Linked DNA regions of Homo sapiens: all the other regions are linked to region 2. A link is an interaction called in ENCODE POLR2A ChIA-PET data of the cell type or tissue named here. Cell type or tissue: PC-9. All regions are shown on one strand.

What was found. ChIA-PET counts read pairs that join two places held together with the same protein. Peaks named below come from ENCODE experiments on the same cell type or tissue, not always from the same donor. Only the 100,000 strongest peaks of a DNase experiment are listed, where the experiment ranks them.
Region 1: POLR2A ChIA-PET joins it to region 2 with 13 read pairs; 1 of 35 experiments calls an interaction of 5 or more read pairs at or near these places.
Region 3: POLR2A ChIA-PET joins it to region 2 with 7 read pairs; 1 of 35 experiments calls an interaction of 5 or more read pairs at or near these places.

The regions. Positions count from the first base shown.
Region 1 is chr9:129,756,075-129,758,574 of GRCh38, reverse strand. No RefSeq gene overlaps it. Among named protein-coding and RNA genes, the nearest start is that of PTGES, 4.3 kb to the right of the region's middle. In PC-9, no CTCF peak of the experiment used is centred here; a DNase peak (open chromatin) is centred at 1,364.
Region 2 is chr9:130,961,757-130,964,256 of GRCh38, reverse strand. No RefSeq gene overlaps it. Among named protein-coding and RNA genes, the nearest start is that of FIBCD1-AS1, 23 kb to the right of the region's middle. RefSeq lists enhancers at 607-1,193, 1,194-1,781. In PC-9, no CTCF peak of the experiment used is centred here; a DNase peak (open chromatin) is centred at 1,476.
Region 3 is chr9:131,743,167-131,745,666 of GRCh38, reverse strand. No RefSeq gene overlaps it. Among named protein-coding and RNA genes, the nearest start is that of RAPGEF1, 4.3 kb to the right of the region's middle. RefSeq lists an enhancer at 1,293-1,352. In PC-9, a CTCF peak has its summit at 439; DNase peaks (open chromatin) are centred at 656 and 996; H3K4me3 peaks cover 324 bases; H3K27ac peaks cover 2,015 bases.

The DNA of each region.
Region 1 (2,500 bases), 1.2 Mb after region 2:
CCCAGCTACTCTGGAGGCTGAGGCAGGAGAATCTCTTGACCCCAGAGGCGGAAGTTGCAGTGAGCCAAGATGATCGCGCCCCTGTACTCCAGCCTGAGTGATAGAGCGAGACTCCGTCTCACAAAAAAAAAAAAGTTAGATGGTGTGTTATTGGGTGATATGCGCTATGGAAAGAAAAGTGGAGGCAGGGAAGTGGCCTCAGGAGTGGGAAGGGCAGGGCAGACTGCAGAATAGATAAGGTTGCCAGGGTGAGTCTTATGGAGAAGGTGAGAGTCAAACCACGATTTGAAGGAGATGAGATGTCAGCCTTGTGGAAACCTTGGGGAGAATTCTAGGCAGAGAGATCAGTTATAGCAAGGGCCCAGAGGCACGACTGTGTCTGACAGATTCCAGCACGGAGGGCAGTGTGGCTGGGCTTAGTGAGTGAGGGGGGCGGAAGAAAAGAGGAGTTCCGAGAGAAATGGGGAGCAGACAGGACAGGACCATGAGGTGTTGTCCAGACGTTGGCTATTATTTATTTATTTATTTATTTATTTATTTATTTATTTATTTAAGACAGCGGAGTCTCAACTTTGTTGCCAGGCTGGAGTGCAGTGGTACGATCTCAGCTCACTGCAACCTCCGCCTCCCGGGTTCAAGAGATTCTCCTGCCTCAGCCTCCGGAGTAGCTGGGATTACAGGCCGGTGCCACCACACCCAGCTAATTTTTTGTATTTTTAGTAGAGAGGGAGTTTCACCATGTTAGCTAGGATGGTCTCAATCTCTTGACCTCATGATCCTCCTGCCTCAGCCTCCCAAAGTGCTGGGATTACAGGAGTGAGCCACGGCGCCCGGCCCAGACGGCTTTACTCTGAGTGAGATTGGGAGCCACTGCGGTCTTTGCTGAAAAGGAAGGAAGTGATTTGACTTTTTTTTTTTTTTAAGCAAAAATGAAAAATCCTAATTTCTAGGCTCGGCTGAGTCAGAGGCAGGTGGAACACCTGAGGTCAGGAGTTCAACACCAGCCTGGCCAACATGGTGAAACCCTGTCTCTACTAAAGATACAAAAACTAGCTGGGCGTGGTGGCACATGCCTGTAATCCCAGCTACTCTGGAGGCTGAGGCAGGAGACTCGCTTGAACCCGGGAGGCGGAGGTTGCAGTGAGCCGAGATCACGCCACTGCACTCCAACCTGGGCAACAAGAGCGAAACTCTGTCTTAAAAACAAACAAACAAACAAAAATCACTGTGCATTTATTTCCCCACCACTGGCTACAGAAAGCCTAGCAATACTCCCAAAGGTCAGGAACCAGCAGCAGAGGTGGGGCCACTTCCTCCTCTCTAAGCCTCCTCTGATGTTAGGGACAATCAGCCAGCGTGAAGAGCTTGGTTTCTGCTCCTCAGGAAATGCCAGGGAGGGCGCTGGTCTAAGCCACGGGATGGTTTTCAACAGGGCAGAGCCTCTGCTCAGGGTTTCGAACGGGGATAGGAAGAACTTTCACTTTCATGGGTCGAAAAAATATAGTAAAGTAAAAAGGTTTGAAGATACATCTCAGTAACTTTTTTCTCTTTTTGAGACAGAGTCTTGCTCTGTCGCCCGGGCTGGAGTACAGTGGTGCAGTCCTGGCTCACTGCAACCTCCGCCTCCCAGGTTCAAGTGATTTTCCTGCATCAGCCTCCTGAGTAGCTGGAATTACAGGCACACACCACCACGCCCAGCTGATTTTTGTATTTTTAGTAGAGACGGGGTTTCACTGTGTTGGCCAGGCTGTTCTTGAACTCCTGACCTCAAGTGATCCCCCTGCCTCGGCCTTGCAAAGTGCTGGGATTACAGGCATGAGCCACAAGGCCCAGCCCATCTCAGTGACTTTTGACATATGCATTCACCTGGGTAATCACCACCCAGGACAAGATGTAAAATATTTCCAGGGGCTTCTGTTGTCCTCATTGTTGTGGGCACACTGCTGTAGTTCCCGTGGGCCTCAGGACCAGGCCACAGTGAGTGTCCCCCAGCCCCCAACACTGTGCACACACCATCTCCTGTCCCCCACCCTCTGCAAGGCAGGGGACACCAAGCCCATCTTACAGGCAAAGAAATGGAAGCTCAGAGAGAAGTGACACCACCATCACCGTCACCCCCAACAGCCACAATGGCAGCTTCCATTGGCCAAGGGCAGCTTCAGGGAAATTCTTGGCCAAAGATCAGAGATTTTGTCCTCCTTGGCAGGCCTTGGCTTAGCAGGTTCATTTCAGTAGACAGTGACGAAAAGATTCCTATCTTGAGATCATGTCCATCAGTTATACGAATTCCCCTACACAGTCTCTCCCCTATTTTCGGCTCAGGGTAGCGGGAGGTGATCGTCTGCTCTTTGCCCCAAGCTGGTTTTCCCAGCCTCTGCTTTCTATCTTGTTATTTCAGAAGACCAGTCAGGGAAGAGCCACTCTCCCTAGTCCAAGGAGGACAACCAAAGGGCCCCTCCTGGGCTGTGTCTGGTCCACGATTCTGGGGGTGGTACAGCCA
Region 2 (2,500 bases):
TGAAGTGAGCACACGCTGTTGGAAAAATGGCACCGATAGACATGCTTGACACAGAGTTGCCACAAACCTTCAACTTGTAAAAATCACACAATAAAATGAGATGTGTGTGTACTGGACCATGTGTGAATGTCAGGTTTCATTCTCTTGGGCATATACTTGGGAGCGGAATTGCTGGGTCAAATGGTAACTCTGAAAGAGTTATGGAGTCTTGCTCCATTGCCCAGGCTGGAGTGCAGTGATGCGATCTCGGCTCACTGCAACCTCCACCTCCTAGGCTTGAGCGATTCTCCTGCCTCAGCCTCCTGAGTAGCTGGGATTACAGGCGCTCACCACCATGCCCAGCTATTTTTTGTATTTTTAGTAGAGACGGGGCTTCACCATGTTGGTCAGGCTGGTCTATGAACTCCTGACGTCAGGTGATCCGCCTGCTTCGACTTCCCAAAGTGCTGGGATTACAGGTGTGAGCCACCGTGCCCGGCCTAGGCCCATCTGTGCACTTCCTTGTAAAATCCAGTTTTAGCAAAGAACCCTGCTAAATCAGTGTGGTCAGAACCCCTAAACTGGATATCCGATCAGGCTCCTCATCCTCCACCATCCCCGAGGTGATCTGATCCCCTGGCCCATCAGCAAGAATCCTGCTGGGCTGGTTTAGGCAGAATCCTCCTTTCCTCTAATGTTTCCTCGTGGGGATTTTTCACTCGCTGACCCCCCGCCCCCCCGCCCCGCACCCTGCTCCTCGGCTATTAATCTCCACTTGTCCAGGCTGTGTTTGGAGTTGAGCCCAATCCCCCAAGCCTCAGGCTCCCTTGCCATGGTCCTTGATGATTCTGAATAAAGTTTTCCTAACCATGTCTCCTAACAAGTGCCATTGAATCATTTTTTTTTCTTTAATAGAGTGAGCTAAGAATGGTGTTCGCATTTTTAAAGGGTTGTAAAAAGGAAATCAAAGATGCATATGCAGAGTCTAAAACATTTACTGTCTGGTTCTTGACAGTTTTCCGACTATCATGGTGGAGCTCTCCAGCCTTGGGGAGGGGAGTGGTGAGGTTTGGGGCATGAGACACCGCACGCCGCAGGGGCACAATCTCCCACGGCCCTTGCCCTAGGCCTGGGTGCTGGCCGAGGGACGCACTGCCAGGCTGCTCACAGCCCAGCCCCTGCCTGGGTCCCCAAGTGCCAGACGTCAGTTCTCCGTGGCTCCCATCCCAGGAGGAGGTGAAAAATGTGACACCTATAAGTGGGACATTAAAGTTTAATGGGGGCTGATGCATATTTAATGGGGCTTAACAAAGCATCCTTAAAGACATCCCAGACAGCCCCCCGGGGCGGGGGCATGCTGCCGCGAAAGCTGCCCTGCCCACTGCAGCCGGTGCTCCCTCATCTGTCTGGTGGCGTCCCTAGGAAAACTTGGCATTCCAAGCTCTTGCCAGAGCCAAGTGTGGGCCTGCGGTCTCCGAGGGAGCTGCCCTTTCATTATTAATATTATGAGAATGTCTGACGGGCCACGTGAGTCACAGGGATGTGACTCAGTCTGCCTGCCCCATTCCAGGAAGCCTCTGTTGGACAGAATGGGAGGCCTGCCCCCTCCTCCCTCAGTCCCTCTGTTCCCCAACCTATGTCAGGAGCCACAGCTGGAGTGGAAGGTCAGATGGGGACATCCTGGGAGTGGGGGTGCACAGAGATGGGATAAGATGGGTCCCTGTCATTGACTCCAAAATAACTGCCTGAGACTCGGAGATCCCGCATTCTTTGAATCAGGGCATCTTGGAAGGGCTGCCGTGGACACACCTGAGTCCAGAGGTCCAGGCCTGCTGGCTGTGAGCTCTGACACAGCAACAGGAACTGCATGGCCGTTGTTTCACTGCTCCCCCACCCCCATTGACATGACCTTGGGACCACAGCCTACTCTCAGCTCACCCCTGATATTTCTGGGGTCTCCAAGTGTTTCTCATAAGGAGCCCGCCAGTCCTTATTGATGTCTTCACAGGCCGTGAAGCAGAGGAAGCTTTTCCTCTCATGCTTCATCTTGGCCTGGTGAAGGATGGCGGTGACCTAGAATTCTCAAGTGGCAGGTCCCCAAGACTCAGCCCCATGCCTTGTCCTGGTCTCAGCACTGACCCATTCATCCTCAGTTACCTGTGATGTATAGACTATGCACAGTGCATCCCTGTAGGCTGTCCCTACAACACAATCTGACCCTACAGCACAACCTGTCCCTACAGCACAACCTGTCCCTACAGCACACCCTGTACCTGTAGCCTCTACTTGCAGCACAGCCTGTCCCTGTAGCCTGTACCTGCTGCACAACTTGTCCCCATAGCTTGTACCTGCAGCACAACCTGTCCCTGCAGCCCAGCCTTTGCCTGTAGCCCAGCCATACTGTATTTCACTTCTGGGTGTCTTACTTCCTCCTCAACTTCCCCCATGGGGTGTTCCAGGGCTCCCCCACAGCTCAATACATCCAATATGGAGCTTCAGATCTACCCCAAACGCCTGGTCC
Region 3 (2,500 bases), 780 kb before region 2:
TTGAACTGAACCCAAGATCAAGCATATATGTAAAACACTGTGGGGAGGAGGTATAAAGAGAAGTTTGAGTAGAGAATTTGTAGCACCATGGTTAAAACACGAGCTCCGAGCGGGCTGACCTGTGTGAGTTCCAGCCCCACCACTTACTAGAAATGTGTCTTCGTGTCTCCCACTAAGCCACATGGAGTTAATACAAGCCATAGAGGATGCAGGGTACACCTATGCTAAGCCCTCCTTTGCTGAGAACTGGACCCACAAGTGTAGCCTCTAGCAGTTGTGTTTGTACCATGTAACCCTGTTGTGAGCCCGATTCTGTCACTGTTCGGGGCGCCACTATGTAACCCGCACCGACCTAGGGCGACTGAACAAAGGGGGCGAACACGGAAATAAAAGGCAAGAGACAAAAGAGTATATTTGGAAGAAGGGGTCAGGGGGCACCTTGCCTCTAGTGGACAAGAGCTCTGAGCTTTACACAGCCCTCTGTATTTATTAGGCAAAAGAGGTAGTGAGAACTGGGGTGGAAGAAGGGGTCAGCTGCTTGGCCCAGAGTAGGCTTGTAAGACTGCATTCCTCGAACAACAGGCTCTAGATGTCGCAGTAGATAGCCTTGGCCCCAGGGAGTGATTGCCTCCAGGAAACCTTCTGTCTGCAAGAGCAGTCGTGAGCTTGTTCACATCTTGCATTCATGATAAACAGTTTGCTGTTTGATCATATAGACTCCAGTGGAATGCTGAGTTGGTCACGCGTCCCTCAGGCCTTCAGCTTCCTACATAACCCCACCCACCTGGCCAGACCCAACTGGGCCAGGGGTGGACCACTGACCCCAGCTGGGCCAATCAGCTCCTCTCTCCTGGAACTTGGGTTTGGATTGAGCATCCTTAGCGGGTCTGGTCTCACGGCTGAGCTGGGGAAGGAAGTGGCCTCGGGATGTGTGGGAAAGTGAGTGATTGTTACGTGCAGTTCAGTTGCTGGCGAGGTATTGAATTTCCTGCCCTTTGGTTCTACCTATGAGACATTCTTTTTTTTTACCAATAGATTCCCCTTTGCCAACATTAAGTAGGTATCTACAACACGTGACCAAACAAACACTCTCTTATCTAGACCCCGCCCTCCCAGGATTCATGTCAGGATTGAGGCAGTGACTGAGCAGTGCCCAGCCACAGGCAGCCCTCAGGAAGCATCAGCCCTCATTCCCATGACTCCTGTTAGTAATGGTTTCACCTCCTCCTCTGATCTACAATGGTGATGTAATGAAGCAATACTCTCTGTCCACAGGGAACGGACAGTGGTGTCTGGGAGTTCAGGCAGGTGCCTGCTAACAGATCCCACCAATCCAAGCTGAGGTGGGCCCCTGGCCACCAGCCTCACTCTGGCTGTTTTCTACCCGAGTCTCGTGGAGTTCCTGTTGTCTGAATAGCTGAGTGTTGTCTGCAAACGCAAGAAGAGGATGTGGCGCTTTTGCAAGGGGCCCCCATCTAAAATAGTCTCTGTGAGCAGGCTCAGAGCCACCTAACTATTTCTTCCATCTTCCACCATGGAGTCTGGAGAGCTGCTAGGGTAGAGTGGTCACCTGGCTCACCCCATCCTTCCCTGGAATGTTGGGAGAAGGCCTGACAGCACCCACCCGAGTGTTGACTGAGCCCCTTCCCTCTGCTGGAGTTGGTGCTGCCGCAGTACAAGAGCCCGGCATGACCCCTTGTCTTAATAGGGCTTTATTTTCTGTTATCTTACAATTTATTTTGTTTTCAGACACAGGTCTCACTCTATTGCCCAGGCTGGAGTGCAGTAGCTATTCATAGGTGTGATCATAGCACCCTACAGGCTTGAACTCCTAGGCTCAAGTGATTCTCTTGCTTCAGCTTCCTGAGATGCTAGGCTGTTCCACAGCCTCTGCTCCCAAGTTTTCTCACAATTGGCACAATTCCTAGGCTGGCCAAGTCACATATTCTACCCCATTCCTGCAGTCATTGGCCTGGGGATAGACGTGTGACTCAAACTGAGCTAATTAGACTCTGCCATGGGGCTCTCTTTGAAACAATGAGGAAAGAGATCCTCTTTGTCCATTGGGGTTGTTAAGCAGGCAGGTGACAGGCCCAGGACTGCTGGTGCCCAGCTTCACCCTTTGCTACCTTGTAGAGAAAGATGACCTGAGAAGGGAACCAACATAGAGGACCAATGGCCTTGTTCCAGAGCCTGGGTTAGCTGCATTTGGACCTAATTGTACACCTGGTTTACTAATTATGATCTTCAAAAAATGCCCTTCTTGCTGTAAGCAATAGCAGAGCTAGGTTTCTGAGAGTGAAATCAAGTTTCCTAATCAGTACAGGAGGATGGCCCTGTTGGGGCGTGTCAGGGAAGCATTCTCCATAGAAGTGACAGTGAAACTAAGAAGCAAAAGATGACTGGGACCAGCCAAGTGGAGAGGAGGGGAGGGAACATTCTAGACAGCAGGAGCAGCTCATGAGAAGGTTCCAAGTCAGCCAGAACTGGGCTTTGGGAA